Regions from separate parts of the Mus musculus genome. Here region 2 is linked to region 1. Evidence: chromatin loops called from intact Hi-C (ENCODE). Cell type or tissue: left cerebral cortex. All regions are shown on one strand.

Region 1 (5,000 bases):
TCATAAGTTTAAGGCCGACCTGAGCTTCTCAGCAGGACAGCCTAACCTCCTCTGCCCCAGTAAAATGCTCTCTTATTCATTCCATCGCCTGTGACATGAAGACAAAGATGGACATTGTCATGACAACCTATGATCAGCACCCAGAACCAAGTTCAGCACACTGTAGCTCCTGGTAAAAGCTCTGAGAAACCCCTGTGTTCCCAACCAGCTTAAGGCCTTTCTGCGTTCCCTTCTCTTCCCTAGTTTATACTCCCTGGCCTTCTGAGTTCCTAATCCTAGGACACACAGCTTAGACAGCCTGGAGTCTGAATGCCACTCTCAAATCTTGCCTCTGTTGCTTACTGGCACAAGGCCCAGGCTCTGCACGGCTGTCAAGTGGGGATAATAAAGTGTGCTTGCTTCAACGAGAGGCAGTAGGATGCGGTGGAACAAAAGGATTCTCGAGTTATAGAAACATTTCACCAACAACTGTTATTAACTATGCCTCTAAGGCTTAAGTTTGAGGCCGGAACTCACTGAATACTCTCTGAGCCTTGCCTGTAAAGAGGATCACTGCCCCCTCCCCTTTCCCAGGAACATCACGGCCACACCCCCCACCTCCTCAGGTGGAGACCCAGGCACTCACTTTGTTGAACAGACTTGAAGCCTCGCAGACAGGTGGCCACCAGCAAGAAGCCGCAACCAGCTGGAGGTGCCCGGAGCTCTCCAGCCAGACTACATGCAGCCCCTAGGCAGAGCGGGCCCATGGCAGCAAACTGCAGAGGATGGTGTCTTCGGCCAAGCAGCAACGCAGACAAGGCCATTGTGAACAGTGGTGTGGTGGTGGTGGCCAGCTGTGCTAGGTCCAAGGGGACAGTGCTCAGGCCCACGTTGCCGCACGCCATGGAGGTACCGAAGGTGAGGCTGAGCAGCAGCACTCGACGGTGGATGCTGTGCGGCACGGGGCGCTGGGCCCCCCAGTGGCATGCCAGGGCGGCTGCCAGCATGTGCAGTGCTGAAAGCAGCAGGGGCCGTCCGAAGCCATGCACTGTGAAGATCCACTTGTTGAGGCTTGACATGCTGGCTCCCGCCAACAGCCACACCAGTGCTGCCACAACCACTCTCGCCGGAGCAGGCTGCCCAAGGACCTGGGGTTTGTCCGGAGGCCACTTGGGGCGGCCATGCTCCTGGGCACTTCCAGCCACAGCAACTGCTTCGGCTGAGGTCATCATGCCTTCATGGTGCTCCAGTGGGCAGCGGCACATCCGCACCAGTGGGGCTGGGGCAGGAGGCAGGCTTTCCAGGGAGTCGCTGAGCCTGGTCCTGATTCCTCGGACAGGAGAGGGCAACACTTCAGGTGCTAGACTCTGAGCCAGCCGATAATTCTGGTCAGGGAAGAAGGTCGTGGCTGCTAAGATGCCGGACTGGCTGGTGTCCACCCAGGCCTCGTAAGCCCTGGGCACCTCCCGCACCAGGGGAGGCCTTCTCTCTTCTCCGCGCCCTAAGCTCACGCGATGCTTTCACACCGAATCCGTTTGTCTTTTTCCATCTTTGGTCCCCAGACTGTCAGGATGAGGTCACTGACTGACCCCGACCGCCTGCGTGTTTGGTGCTCAGGCCCGGACCAGGTCTGGCAGGGTCGATAATATTCCGAGCGTGGGAACGGAGGTTGCAGCCGTCGCTCCCCTCCCCCAGCCCCCTTTAGCCTTTTACTGGACCGGGAATAGACGCCGATAGGCCGGCGGACGCGGAATCGCGAGCTCGGACTGGCTGCAGCCTCTCAGGATGCTCTGGCTGTTCTGGCTGCCGCTCGGCTCCCGCGGTGGATCTGGCAGCTTCGGGCGCCGGGCTCTAGTCCCTCCCGAGTCCCGCGCGGCTCAGCGCTTCCCGGCCCTGCCCTCTCCGCCGCTACCGAAGCTGCGCTCCACCCGGAAAGTTGGGCTCAGCCCGGGCCCCGCCCACGAGTACCAGCCCCGGAGCCCGGCGGACGTCTAGCCCCTCCCACAGCCTTTGCGCCTCCCGACTTGGCTTGCGCAGCTGCGGCCGCGAATCCCTTAGTGGAGAGTGTGGGTTGTACCAGCCACCAACCGGAATCCGGATTGTCTCCAGCGCCAAGTAGAGCCTTCCTTAAAAAGACCAGTATCCAGTGCTGGAAACCCTGGGCACTCTGCAGAGCCGTCCCCAAGCTGTCTGCCATCGTCGAGAAGCAGGGCGTTGAAGTGAGACATACCACATCACCTGATCCCAGACCACAAAGGTCTCCTTGAGATCTTGGAATTCAACGGAGCTAGACCACGTGGTCCCTTAAGGCTGCCTCATCTTGTTCCCCCTCCATTCCACTCCAGATCTTTTCTCCCCCTCTCAAACCAGGGCGGCGCCCCCTCTGGGGCAGCAGAAGGGGAAATGAATCACCAAAGCTAACCACAGCTCCGGGAAGCAGGGTACAGCGGGCCGGCATCCATCCCGAGCTAGCCGACTTTATGTGCTGCTCCCTAGGCATTCCGAGGTGACTCACAGCTGGGTTTCATGAGGCCCACGGAGCAGAATCCTGGATGGTTCCCGGGTTTCCCACCTGAATTCAGGTTAGGGTAAGCAGCTGAAACCCAGGGACCTGTTCCCAGCCCAACGCGTGAGCAAGAATCAAGGTCCATCCTGGACTCTTTCCGGTAATTGGATTTCTGGGGAAGCTCCCGCTCACCTGCACAGGCCTCACCCGGCTCTGTTGTCAAACAAGTCCTGGATGACAACCTGCCTAGAGAAACAAGATCGCAAAGCGCAACTGTGTAGCCCGGCCCGCAGCGCCCTCTGGTGGTCGTGACTCCGCACTGTTGCAAGCGTTCCTAATCCCTTCCCAAAGAAATTCAGGTGAAAATAAGCCAGTCCCACCTGAGACCTAAATCAGATCTCTGTCCCAGATGAACCAGGAATCTACACTGTCACACTTGCCTCCGATGAGTCTGATACCCGCGGGAACCCGTAGATCTCTGCTGAGTAACCCAAGTTGAAGGGCAGAGAGTGTAGGTAGGAGACTTCCAGGGAAAGGATCAAAATCTGGGGCATTTAGATAGTTTTTCCAAGAAGAGTTATGGGAGGGAAACTGAATGAGCCTCTCCCCTCCCCCCTCCAACACACACACACACACACACACACACACACACACACACATTTTTTAAGAAGAGGAATCTGGGCTTTCAGTGAACTATATTCCTCTGGGATTTTTAATCCATTATCCACTAAGCTTCTTTGAATTAAAAAGCATTTCTTCCTATTTAAATTTTTTGTTTATTATTAGTGGTGTGAATGTCTGTATGGGAATGCTGAGATTACAAGCAGGTGCCTCTGCCCACTTCTGTGCCCATTTTAAAAAGATTTATGTGCATTGGTGTTTAGCCTGTCTGTCTATCTGTAACTATGCATGGATGTCTGTGAGGGCATCAGATCCCCTGAAACTGGAGTTACAGACAGTTGTGAGCTGCCATGTGAGTGCTGGGAATTAACCTGGATTTTGTGGAAGAGCAGCCAGTTCTCCTACTGCTGAGCCATCTCTCCAGCTCCTTGAACAATTTTTTTGTTAGATATTTTATATGGATGAGTGATTTGCCTGCATGTGAGTGTGCGCACCATGTGCATGGCCGGTGCCTGCAGAGCCAAAAGGGCATCAGATCTCCTGCATCTGAAGTTACTAGTGGCTGTGAACTACTATGTGGGTGCTAAAGACCAAATTTAGGTCCTCTGCAAGGGCAGTAAGTGCTTTAAAAAAAAAAAAAAGACTTATTTTATGTATATGCATACACCACTGTAGCTATCTTCAGAAACATCAGAAGAAGACATCGGATCCCATTACAGATGGTTGTGAGCCACCATGTGGTTACTGGGAATTGAACTCAAGAGCAGTCAGTGCTCTTAACTGCTGAGCCATCTCTCCAGCCCAGTAAATGCTTTTAACCACTGAGCATCTCTCTAGCCTCAGAAACCCATTTTAACCTGTCTCAACATCAGACTGTATTTTACTGTGGATCCAGAGCCAGGAGGCCCGGATTCAAGGAGGATATCACTGGGGTAGAGGGCTCATTCACGTTCCTTAGGGTCTACTCAAGATCTCAGAGCAGCCTATGCCTCCCACAGCACCCCTCAAATTTGAGCCCTACTGTATGAGGGGCCCACCTCCCTGCGAAGCCAGGGGTGCAGGAAACACTTCTGAGGGAGGCTGGGAAGCAAAAAAAGAACCTCTCCCTAGTGACTGTGCTGCAGAGAGAGGTATGGTCTGTTTTTCTTCGGGCTTCAAGCCTGACTGGGTCATTTCTATATTTGGGCTCAAGTGTCCTGTATGTGACCTATGAGGAGACCACAGTGACAAACACACTATAGACCAGAGCACCACCCCACAGCTCTGAGTCAGAAACCAGGCTGGAGAAGAGCTGCTGACATAGGTGACACAGCCTGAAGCCCCATCTTAAGAAAGAGATAAAGATCCAGGCTGGCCTCAAATCCCTTCTGCAGAAAAGGATAGCCCTAAACTTCTCATGTTTCTGCCTCTGCTTCCCAAGCACGAGGATTACAGGTGTGTGCCACCAAGCCTAACTTTATTTTTTTTTAGGATTTATTTTATATATATGAATATACTGTCACTGTCTTCAGCCACACCAGAAGAAGGCATCGGATCCAACTACAGATGGTTGTGAGCCACCATATGTTTGCTGGGAATTGAACTCAGGTCCTCTGGAAGAGCAGTGAGTGCTCTTAACCACTGAGCCATCTCTCCAGCCCAAGCCTGACTTTATATGGTGCTAAACTCAGGGCTTTGTGCATGCTAGGCAGGTACTGTTACAATGGAACAACATCCCTAGTCCATCAAATAGTGTTTAGTTCTTGCTTTGTGCATCTGGGAACACAACCCAAGGCTTTGTGCATACCAGGCAAGTGTTCTGCTACTCAGTACAGCCTCAGTCCCCAGCAAATCTCTCTTGGTCCATCAGGATCAGCAGCCATATCTGTGTCATGTCTCCTGCCTGACATCACTT
Region 2 (5,000 bases), 220 kb before region 1:
TTCCTTCACCTCCAGAATACTGAGATTCAAGGTATGCACCACCATTGATTCTTCATTCTCCCCATGCCCCATCACAGTTTTCATTGAGAAACGTTTATACCTTTTTGGGGAGCAGCCATCTAACAGTCACTTGGTCAGTTTTTTAAAAAAGTATGTTAGAGTTCTGCTAGGGATCATGCTCTGTTTGTAGATTCCCTGGAGCTGCAATTAGAGGCAGTTGTGAGCTGCCTGACATGGGTGCTGGGAACTGAGTTCAGGTTCATGGCAAGAGGAGAATGTTCTTTTAACTGTGGCAATCTCTCCAGCTCCTCTTCCCAATTTGTTCTCCCCTCACAGTGCAAAAACGGTTATGAAAACTGTAGGCATTATACACAACTCAGAATCTCCACATGGCAGAGCAAAGAACAAAAAGATAAGCCAGCAGCTCTCATCTCTCCTTACAACTCGTGAGATATGTCTGACAAAGATGGTAACTCTTACAGTTGTATTCTCAGTTTTGTTACTGGTGATACCAGGAGCCAAATTCAGGGTCTGGCGTGCACTACAACTGAGGCACACCTTCTGCCCTGTGGCTTTTATTTAACAAGTAGGGAGAGCTGAAAAATTCTATTTTAAGATTATTATGAGTGACAGTTAGCAATGACATGAAGTGATCTGAACAAGACTCTTATAAGCTGAAGCACTTTCCACCTTGATAAAATATTGATCCATAACTAAATCAATAAGACTTAAATAAGTTGATTTAGATTTTCCGACTAGTGAACAAAGAGGTGGCCTCTCCAGTCTCTTTTTTCTATCTTTACCTCACTTTCTCTTGCTAAGCTTCTGCTATGGCTTGCTGCCATGAGGGAAATGCTCTTGTTCAGAAAAGGGTGAAGGTCATCTTTGTTAGAACTAGCAAGACTGGGCTGGAGAGATGGCGCCGTGGTTAAGAGCACTGACTTTTCTTCCAGAGGTCCTGAGTTCAATTCGCAGCAACCACATGGTGGCTCACATCCATTTATAATGAATGGGATCTGATGCCCTCTTCTGGTGTGTCTGAAGACGACAGCTATAGTGAGCTCATATACAGAAAAAACAAAGGAGAGAGGTTTCTTCTTGTTACAGGAGCAATGAAGAGTCATTAATAAAAAACCAATCTATTAAAAAAAAAAAAAAGAACTAGCAGGACCTTGATGTGAAGAATCCCAAGGACAAGCTGAGATTGTGTCCTTGGTTGTGGTGCTCCAGCAGGAGGATCTCTGTGAGTTCAAGGCCAGCTTGGTCTACAAATTGAGCTCCAGGGCAGCTGGGGCTACACAGAGAAACCATGTCTCAAAAGACCAAAAAAAAAAAAAGAATCCAAAGAAGGAAAGTTCATTTAAAAAGCAAAGTTGATGGGCTGGTGAGATGGCTCAGTGGTAAGAGCACTGACTGCTCTTCCAAAGGTCCTGAGTTCAAATCCCAGCAGCCACATGGTGGCTCATAACCACCCGTAATGAGATCTGACGCCCTCTTCTGGTGCATCTGAAGTCAGCTACAGTGTACTTACGTATAATAATAAATAAATCTTTGGGACTGAGCAAGCAGAGTTGACCAGAGTGAGTGAGGTTGATTGGAGCGAGCAGAGGTCCTAAAAAATTCAATTCCCAACAACCACATGAAGGCTCACAACCATCTGTACAGCTACAGTGTACTCACATACATTAACTAAATAAATCTTTAAAAAAAAAGAAAAACGGAGTTGAAGAGAAGATTAGGTGAAAACCACTTCAGTTATGATCTTTAAGGTGATAATGTATTCTGGGAGCCATAGCACATGAAGAACAGGCACTCCACAAATCATGACAAAGTTATGGTAGGAAAAAGCTTTTGACTAAAGTAGAGGAAGAGTATCAGAACATTTACAGTAATAAAACTAGTTAGTTGGGACTAAATGAATCCACAGTGAATGAATAAAAGCCCCAGTAAGGGCTTTTACCATAACCAGGCTGCTTTGAGCTTCCAGACCCTTTCTGTTCCTCCCCTTTGGTTCTTGCTCACATTTCCTCCCTGGTCTAGAGATGAGGGTTTGTAAGTTTTCCAGTGGAATCTAATTCTGCGTACCCATTCCGTCAGAGAGTTGTTCTCTTTAGATCACCACCAAGGGTGATATAAGTGAATTGTGTTGTTTCTTTGGATTCTTTTTTCCTGTTGTTTAAAAAAAAAAAAAAAAAGATGTATTTACTCTATGTAGAGAACTCTGTCTGCATGTACTCCTGTGTTCCAGAAGAGGGCATCAGATCACTTTAGAGAAGCTGTGAGCCACTATGTGGTTGCTGAAATTGAACTCAGGACATCTACAAGAGCAGCCAGTGCCTTTAACCCTTGAGCCACCTTCCAGCTACCAGGGCTCCATTGTTCTTTAAAGGAGTCTTAGGAAACTTAAGTTAGTGGCTGCAGTCCTTTTATTGTTTCCGTGTCTGGGAAACCCACCCATGCAGCGTGATCTTGTCTCTAAAGGCCTCTTTGGACGTTTAGTGTCATGTATTTCATTTTCCGGAGGAAGCTGCAATTCTGTCTTCTTGGCTCTGGTCTGGCAGAAAAGAAACCTTTGTAGTTCTGAGGTGTTGATTTGCCTGCTTTTCTTGATTCTGAAATGTTGTAGGATCACTTTTTATCTCTGAATGATCCTGGAAGTTAGGAATTCTGTGGACTGTCTTGGGCTTTCTCCTCGGTTTGGTGACATCACCAGCTGGTTCCCTCTCAGCTGGCTCCTCACTGTTAATTTGTATTTCAGGCTTATCACAGGCGAATGGCTTGCATTTTCCTTCTCTGATTCTGGATTCAGGTGGGCTTTCAAGACTCTTAACAATGCGCCTCACCCAAGCTAGCCCAGAGGCCCAGCCTTTTGGCTAAATTCTGCAGGTCATTGTTCTTGATAGAGTCCCGTTCTTCTGCAGAGGGGACAGTCATTAAGTTCTGCCATCCCAGTGACACCCAGAAAAACATCCAGCTAGCTCAAACAGCACAGTTCAAAAGTGGTGCCACCCAAGGCGTTGACTTCCATTCCAGCTGACTTCCATTCCCAGACACTTCGGAATGTTGCCTTTTCATTTTCATCAGAGGAATGTTTTTCATTCCTTCTTTATTTCTTCAATGACCAATTCACTGTTCAATAGTATGTAACTCCGCCAGTTAGTGCATAGCTTACAGTTTCTCTTGTTTTATTGCACTGTGATCAGATAGAATACAATGGGTTGTTTGTTTTGCTATATGTAAGACTTGCTTTGTATTCCAACAATATAACTGATTTTAAAGAAAGTTCCACAGGCTGCTGAGAATATGTATTTTGAAGTGTATTGATAGAATGGTTTGTGGATGTATGTTAAGTCCATTAGATCTGGGATGTCACTTGAGATGTTTCTCTGGTTTTTGCAGGGATCGCCTGTTGTGAGAGTGGGCTTTTGAAGTAACTCACTTTGTGCTGGAGTTAATCTGTGACTTTATATCTAGATATCTTTGTTTAATGAAGCCAGATGCTCCTGTGTTTGGTACCTATGTTTAGAGTTGCAATGTCCCAGGACTGGAGAGATGGCTCAGTGGTTAACACTGACTGCTCTTCCAGAGGTCCTGAGTTCAATTCCCAGCAACCACATGGTGGCTTACAACCATCTGTAGTGGGATCTGATGCCCTCTTCTGGTGTGTCTGAAGACAGCTACAGCATATTCATATAAATAAAAAATAAGTAAATTAATCACACACACACACACAAAATTGCAATGTCCCTTGAAGGATTGTTCTTTCGGTCAGTAGTCAGTAACTTGAAGTCTACTTTGTTAGGTACTAAAACATCAGAGCTTGCTTCCTTGTTTCATTTGTGTGGAATACCTTTTCCGTTCTTTCATACCAAGATAGCATCTGCCTTTTGTGGTGAGATATGTTTCTTGATGGCAACACATAGTTATATCCTGATTTTTAATCCACTAGTCTGTGTCTTTTGATTGGGGAATTAAGACCATTGAAAGATGTGTATTAAGTTCTTTTATTAATTCTGTAGTATTTGTTGTTTACCTTTTCCTTTCTTGCTTATTCAAATATTGCTAATTTTTTTTTTTTTTGTGGCCTCACATACTTGTCTTCCTCTTCAGTCTGAAGGATTTCTTCAAGTATCTTCTGTACTTACTGGCCATGAATTCCTTTATCCTGTTTTTACTGTTTTTATTTTAAACTGTAGCTGTATACTGTAACAGGGATGTGTAACAGGGATGGTTGTGAGCCTTCATGTTGGAAATAGAATTTTAGGACCTCTGCTCGCTCCAGTCAGCCCAGCTTGCTCCGGTCAACTCTGCTCTCTAAGCCCCTGCTCGCTCCAGCCCAAAGATTTATTTATTATACATAAGTACACTGTAGCTGTCTTCTGACACACCAGAAGAGGGCGTCAGATCACATTACAGGTGGTTGTGAGCCATCATGTGGCTGGGATTTGAACTCAGGACCTTCAGAAGAGCACTCAGTGCTTTTACCAGCTGAGCCAATGAAGACAGGTTTGCTGGGTATAGTAGTCTAGTTTGATGGTTGTCTTTCATTCCAAACCCTCCTGGTGGTATGTGGGAGACTTTACCTGGAGAGATGCAACACACACAAATCTATTCACTACAAAAGGGGAACTAGTGGCAGACCAGAGTATTGATTGCACCAAAGAATGACTTGGTAAACCAATGAGTTTTTCTTTGGATATAGATGAGTTATTTACAGGAGCAGAGATTACTCAGTAGCTGATACATTGCTAAAAAAGCTCACTAGTATAGGTGTGAACTCACCAACCCCAGAGCTCTCAGTATAAATTATAGGCAGCTCAACAGGTCCAAGAATCTTTCTCTAGCTTGGTTCCCCAGTCTCCTCTCTAATAGATGTTTACTCACCAAATGCTTGGTGGGGCCTTCAAGAAACCTTCTGCTTCCCTAGACAGGTGATGTGGAGTTAATCTCCCTCCTGGAGGGAATGTTTTAGTTCAGAGAAAACTGCTATACAAAGGTTT

Evidence for each region. A loop is a pair of places that touch in the nucleus more often than their neighbours do. Peaks named below come from ENCODE experiments on the same cell type or tissue, not always from the same donor. Only the 100,000 strongest peaks of a DNase experiment are listed, where the experiment ranks them.
Region 2: it touches region 1 in a loop (2.1-fold over the local background); 3 of 42 quality-filtered maps call a loop at or near these places.

Annotation. Positions count from the first base shown.
Region 1 is chr11:3,911,944-3,916,943 of GRCm38, forward strand. It overlaps Slc35e4 (solute carrier family 35, member E4), which reads right to left and starts at 2,721. Exons shown (of 2, transcript NM_153142.3): 1 at 626-2,721. The coding sequence starts at 1,244. In left cerebral cortex, CTCF peaks have their summits at 974, 1,210, 2,036 and 2,807 (motif pointing left); DNase peaks (open chromatin) are centred at 364, 755, 797, 1,112 and 3 more places; H3K4me3 peaks cover 2,969 bases; H3K27ac peaks cover 2,925 bases.
Region 2 is chr11:3,695,393-3,700,392 of GRCm38, forward strand. It overlaps the pseudogene Gm16518. Among named protein-coding and RNA genes, the nearest start is that of Gm51881, 44 kb to the right of the region's middle. In left cerebral cortex, CTCF peaks have their summits at 1,008 (motif pointing left), 2,234 (motif pointing right) and 4,378 (motif pointing right); a DNase peak (open chromatin) is centred at 2,300.